Regions from separate parts of the Homo sapiens genome. Here region 2 is linked to region 1. The links are chromatin loops, found by intact Hi-C in ENCODE. Cell type or tissue: HepG2. All regions are shown on one strand. Links, peaks and the distances in the headings refer to the core of each region. The heading gives the core; the rest is flanking DNA. Region 1 overlaps LINC02604 (long intergenic non-protein coding RNA 2604). Region 2 has its middle 67 kb from the start of LINC02604.

Evidence for each region. A loop is a pair of places that touch in the nucleus more often than their neighbours do. Peaks named below come from ENCODE experiments on the same cell type or tissue, not always from the same donor. Only the 100,000 strongest peaks of a DNase experiment are listed, where the experiment ranks them.
Region 2: a loop joins it to region 1, with 15 times the contacts of the local background. A loop is called at or near these places in 7 of 110 quality-filtered maps.

What each region holds. Positions count from the first base shown.
Region 1 is chr7:66,904,538-66,907,444 of GRCh38, forward strand. It overlaps LINC02604 (long intergenic non-protein coding RNA 2604), which reads left to right. Exons shown (of 1, transcript NR_136637.1): 1 at 1-1,760. Among named protein-coding and RNA genes, the nearest start is that of LINC02604, 1.9 kb to the left of the region's middle. In HepG2, for the core only: a CTCF peak has its summit at 1,331 (motif pointing left); no DNase peak of the experiment used is centred there.
Region 2 is chr7:66,835,723-66,838,629 of GRCh38, forward strand. It overlaps the pseudogene GTF2IRD1P1. Among named protein-coding and RNA genes, the nearest start is that of LINC02604, 67 kb to the right of the region's middle. In HepG2, for the core only: a CTCF peak has its summit at 1,465 (motif pointing right); a DNase peak (open chromatin) is centred at 1,469.

The sequences.
Region 1 (2,907 bases), core at 166-2,665:
CGGGCCCAGCTCGTGCCTCGGCTTGGCCGCCTCAGGCCCAGCTCCTGCCTGTGGGCGGCCTCTCTCCAGACCCGGCTCTCGCCTCCCGGCATCCTCTCCAGGCCCAGAGCTGTTTCCAGTTGCTAGACCATTTTTGTGCCTGCCTCGTTGCAGCATCTCCAAGCCCAGCTTTTGCTTTTCTGCAGTTTCTTGAGGCCGAACTCCATTTTTCGAATGGCTTATTTAGGCCCAGCTCTTGCGTTTGCATTGTCCCTTCAGGCCCAGAACTTTCTCACGTCATCGTCACCAGGCCTAGCTTCTGCATCTGGTCAGCCTTTTAAGGCCCAGCTTTTGCCTCATAAACTCAGCTCCTGTTTAATGGCGGCCTCCCAGGTCCCACCTTCTGCCTTCCTGTGTCCACTCCAGGCCCAGCTACTGCCTTGGTGCTCTTTTTAAGTCAATAATTTTTTCCAGTCGACCTCTCCAGGCCCAACTTGTACCTCTGAGTGTCCTCTAGGATCTCAGCTTCTGCCTAACAATGACCTCTTTAGACTCAGCTCATTTTCACTGCTACATCTTCAAGCCATTCTCCTGCCTCTTGGCAACCTCTAGTGGCCCAGCTTCTGCCTCACAGCAGCCTCTCCATGCATGCCTAGCTCCTGCCTCTTTAGGGAACTTACAGGCCTAAAACTTTCTTAATTTGGGCTTCTCAGGCCCAGCTCCTGCCTTCTGTTGGCCTCTACAGGCCTGGCATCATCCTTTCAACAGCCTCTTTAGGCCCGGCCTCTCCAGGACCAAAACATCCTTAAGTCAACCTCACCAGGCCCGGCTCCTGTCTCCTTGCGGCCTCCAGAGGCCGAGCTTTTGCCTGCCAATGGCCTCTCTAGCCCCAGCTTTTGCCTGCCAATGGCCTCTCTAGCCCCAGCTTCTGCCTTTCATCGGTCTCTCCAGGCTTAGCTCCTTTCTCTTCACGGCCTCTGCAGGCCTAAAACTTCCTCAATTTGGCATCTCCAGGCCCAGCTCCTGCCTCCAGGCCGCCTCTGCAGGCCTATCTCAAGCCTTACAACAGCCTCTTTACCCCCAGCTCCTTTCTCCGACTTGTCTCTCCAGGCCTAGAACTTCCTCATGTTTACCTCACCAGGCCCACCTCCTGCCTTCCAGTAGCGTCTACAAGTTTGGCTCCTGCCTCCCATGGATCTCTCCAGGCCCCAAACTTTCTCAAGTCAACCTCACCAGGCCCGGCTTCTCCCTTTCATCAGCCTTCCAAAGGCCAGCTTTTGCTTCATGTCTGCCTTCCGAGTCCCAGCTCCTGTTTTATGGCAGCCTCCTGAGGCCCAGCTCCTGCCTCCTAGTGGCCTCTTTTGGCCCAACTCTTTCCTCACCAGGGCCTTCCAGACCACGTTCCTGCCTTTTAGCAGCCACTACAGGCCCAGCTTTGCGTCCTTTCAAGAGTCCTGCCTCACAGTGGCCTCCCAAGGGCAACTTTCTGCCTCATGTCAGCCTCTTGTGCCCTGGTCCTGCTTCCTGGTAGACTCTGCAGGCCCTGCTCCTGCCTTACGTTGCCCCTTTTATAAAGATCCAGTTCCTGCCTCCTGGCTGCCTCTATGAGCCCAAATCCTGCCTAACAACAACCTGTTTTTGCCCAGCTCCTGCTTCCTGGCAGCCTCCTTAGGCCAAAAATTTCCTTCAGTTGACCTCTCCAGGCCCAGCTCCTGCCTCTCAGCACCCTCTTTAGGCCCAGCTCCTGCCTTAATAAATTTGAATAAATTATTGTTATGTGATTATTATGTGAAACATTTTTTCTTCAAAAGGTAATGAAAATTGAGGTAAAGTATAAAAGTCTAGCATATAAATTCCTCTATTGTCACCCTTCGTATTAGTCACAGTTCTCTAAAGGAGCAGAACTGTTAGGATAGATGTATATATATAAGGGAGTTTCTTAAGGGGTATTAACTCACAGGATCACAAGGTTCCACAATAGGCTGTCTGCAAGCTGAGGAGCAAGGAAGCCATTCTGAGTCCCAAACCTGAAGAACTTGGAGTCCGATGTTCTAGGGCAGGAACCATCCAGCATGGGAGAAAGATGTAGGCTCGGAGGCTAAGCCAGTCTCACCTCTTTATGTTCCTCTGCCTCATTTTTATTTTTGCCACACTGGCAGCTGATTAGATTGTGCCCACCTAGTTTAAGGGCGGGTCTGCCTTTCCCAGCCCCCTGACTCAAATGTTAATCTCCTTTGGCAACACCCTCACATACACACCCAGGAACAATACTTTGCATCCTTCAGTCCAATAGAGTTGACAGTCAATATTAACCATCACAAGTTCACCCCTTGTCAACTTTAACCCATACACATCTTCTGAAATTATACATAATCTTCAAATAAAGATAATAATAAGGTCATAATTGTGCCTAAGATAATAATAAAAGTATTCTTCATACAACTGGAAATGCACCAATCCTGAACCCAAATGCCCTTATATAAAACTAACACTTAGATGCTTATATGAAGTCAATATAAGTTATTCACACAATAAAGGAAAAAGGAAATGAAATATTCTTAGTACAAGCTTATATATGCACAAACATGTTTTTAACAAAAGGAGGAAATACTCATGACAATTACAGTCCTCGTTTCTGTAGCTGGTCACATGGTCATAGCTGGTATTGATGACTGCCTTTTTCTATTACCCATTCTGTATTCTTTTTGCCTTCAGAAAGCATCTCAGCAGGTTTTTTCCTGGAGTGACCCAAGCCTTCATTCCTGAAGGGTCTGGGCCATTTGTAGTCCTGCCTGGGTTGGGCTGTTATAGTTTCCCATTGACCTTAATCACAGGGCATCTCCTGTATTCCATGCATATTCTTCCTTACCTCCATTGTGGAGTAGTAGACTGATTTCATCTTGATAGTCTGGGTCAATCATCCCAGAA
Region 2 (2,907 bases), core at 234-2,733, 69 kb before region 1:
CCTTGGCCTCCCAAAGTGCTGGGATTATAGATGTGAGCCACCACACATGGCCAAGATAAAAATTTAGGATTGCATTTTTGCATTTTATGCCTATGAGCGTACAGAAAGATGTACCTCCCTGAGAAGCAAAAATTGTAACATTTCCAGAGAGCAACTCAGTACAGTGTGTCATGAGCCTTAAAAACCTTTTTAGGCTGGGAGCAGTGGTGGCTCATGCCTGTAATCCCAGCACTTTGGGAGGCTGAGGCAGGAGGACCACTTGAGCTCAGGAGTTCAAGACCAGCCTGGGCAATATAGCAAGACCTCATCTCTACAACACCAACACCCACACCTTGGAATGAGCCTGATCTCTGCCACTGAGTGGGGTGGGGCCTTGGATGAGTCACACTCCTTTACGAGGCCTCAGTGCTCCTCACCTGTAAAGTGGGTCTTAGGACATGGGGATTTTGTGAGGTGGGATAGAAGAATACAGGGGGCTGGGCACGGTGGCTCATGCCTGTCATCCCTGCACTTTGGGAGGCAGAGGTGGGAGGATCGCTTAAGGTCAGGAGTTCAAGACCAGCCTGGCCGACATGGTGAAGCCCTGTCTCTATTAAACATACAAAAATTAGCCGGGTGTGGTGGCAAGCGCCTGCAATCCCAGCTACTCGGGAGGGTGAGGCAGGAGAATCACTGGAACCTGGGAGGCGGAGGTTGCAGTGAGCCGACATTGTGCTACTGCACTCCAGTCTGGGCCACAGAGTCAGACTCTGTCTAAAAAAAACAAAACAAAACAAAACAAAAAAACACGGGGAAGCACCTAGCCTCATGCCTGGCACACCACTAAGGTTATCTTATCTTATTCTCTTTTTTTAAAGGAGGGTCCCAGCTCCTCCCTTCCCTCCCTCCCTTGTCCCTGCCCAGAGAGCAGCTGGGATGGGAGCTGGCAAGGGGATGGGTCCAAAGCCCTTCTGCAAACAGGGCCACTGGAGGGGGCTGGGATGCCCCCAACCCTGTCCCACTTCTTGCTCACCGTATCTTGTGTTGAAGAGCAGCTCCACCTGCTTCCACAGGGGCCGGATCACGTCACCTTGACTGTCTGGAAGGCAAAAGGCAGTCTGTTGAGGCTCTTTGGTGGCAGCTTCTCGGCTGATGTTCCTGCTCTGCTGGTACCAAGATTGGCCTTGTGGTGGGATCTTGGAATGGGGGAAGGCTGGGGCTGGGGTGGTGGCAGTGGGCAACTTATTTCCTCAGAAATGGCACACGCAGACAGGTCCACAATTCCTGTGAGCCAGACAGTGCTCACATTCCTGTTAGTGAAATCAAATCTAGGGCATCACCAGCCTGAATGAAGATTTGGAAGGTTCTGTGGACTACGAGTGACCATGCATCTTTCTAGGTATGTGACTGAGTATAGTATGTGACTGAGAACTACTGGGTACACACTAAGCCTGCAAATTGAGCACACCGCCACCAGGTGGCAGTGGAACTGTGTTAAGACTTCATGGTTCCTCCTGCCGGGCTGGGTTTGGGAAGTGACAATTCTGTCCTCTGACACTCACTCATTCTATTCCAGGATACTCCAGAGGTGAAACAGACCCACCCTCACGCTGGCCTCCCTCTCTCTCTGTCCTACTTCCACTCTCAGCAGGGAGGGAATTCTCACGTTCCTGAGAATGGGTGTGTCTGCTGGACACAAAGCCAATTTTGTGCTTTCAGGCCTCTATTCTACTTGTTCAGATAGAGGAGGCTCAGTTCCCAGTCTTAAAACCTTTGTGGAAAGCAGCAAACAAAGTCTTGTAATTTCCCTTAGCAGTGGGAACCGCTTGCAGCTCTGACCAGGTACCTCCTGGTTCTAGAAGACATGTCCTTAAATCTCCTCCCACCTCAGGCAGCCCACAGGACTCCCACCCCCAAACCAGGGTGCTGGAGAGAGATGGGATGGAGAGAAGGAAGAGACCCAGAGGCCAAGGGTAGGTGGAGGGCAGGGGAGGAGACATGGGGTGGCGGTGGGCGTAAAACGTGGGGGATAGACAGTGCCTCACCCTCCACGGGCCTCTCCTCAGGCCGTGGGTCCTCACTCAGGCCTTTGTCTAAAAGAGAACAGAGGATGCCGGGAAGCCATGTTCATCATCTCCTAAGCCTTGCACTGCTGACGTCAGACCAGATAGCTGGGGAATGGAGGGCCAGGGGACCCCAACTCTGAAGCACGGCACCCACTCCAATGGGATCAGGGATCCAGATTCCATACAGGTGCCCACCCTGGCCTTCACACAGAAGCAGGCTGAGATCATTTTGCATGTACCTCCCAAGCTAGTCTGTTGTAGACACCGAGGACACATGGGAACAAGACAAAGTCCTCGGCCAGGCACGGTGGCTCATACTTGTCATCCCAGCACTTTGGGAGGCTGAGGCAGGAGGATCATTAGAGGTCAGGAGTTCGAGACCTGCCTGGTCATCATGGTGAAACCACATGTCTACTAAAAATACAAAAAAATTAGCCAGGCATGGTGGTGGGCACCTGTAATCCCAGCTACTCAGGAGGTTGAGGCAGGAGAACTGCTTGAACCCAGGAGGTGGAGGTTGCAGTGAGCTGAGATTGCGCCACTGCACTCCAGCCTGGGCGACAGAGTGAGGATCCATGTCAAAAAATTTAAGAGATGGGTCTCTGTATGTTGCCCAGGCTGATCTTGAACTCCCGGCCTCAAATAATCCCCTCGCCTTGGTTTCCCAAAGTGCTAGGATTACAAGCATGAGCCACCTTAACTTGCCTATTTTACTTATTTGCTTACTATCCATCTATCTCTTCACATGAGGATGTGAACTCCAGGAGGTGGGGACTTCAGGTTCACTGCTTTGTCTCCAGCCCCTTATATGGGACCAGGTACACAATAGATGCTCAATAAATAGTTGTTGGATAAATGGACA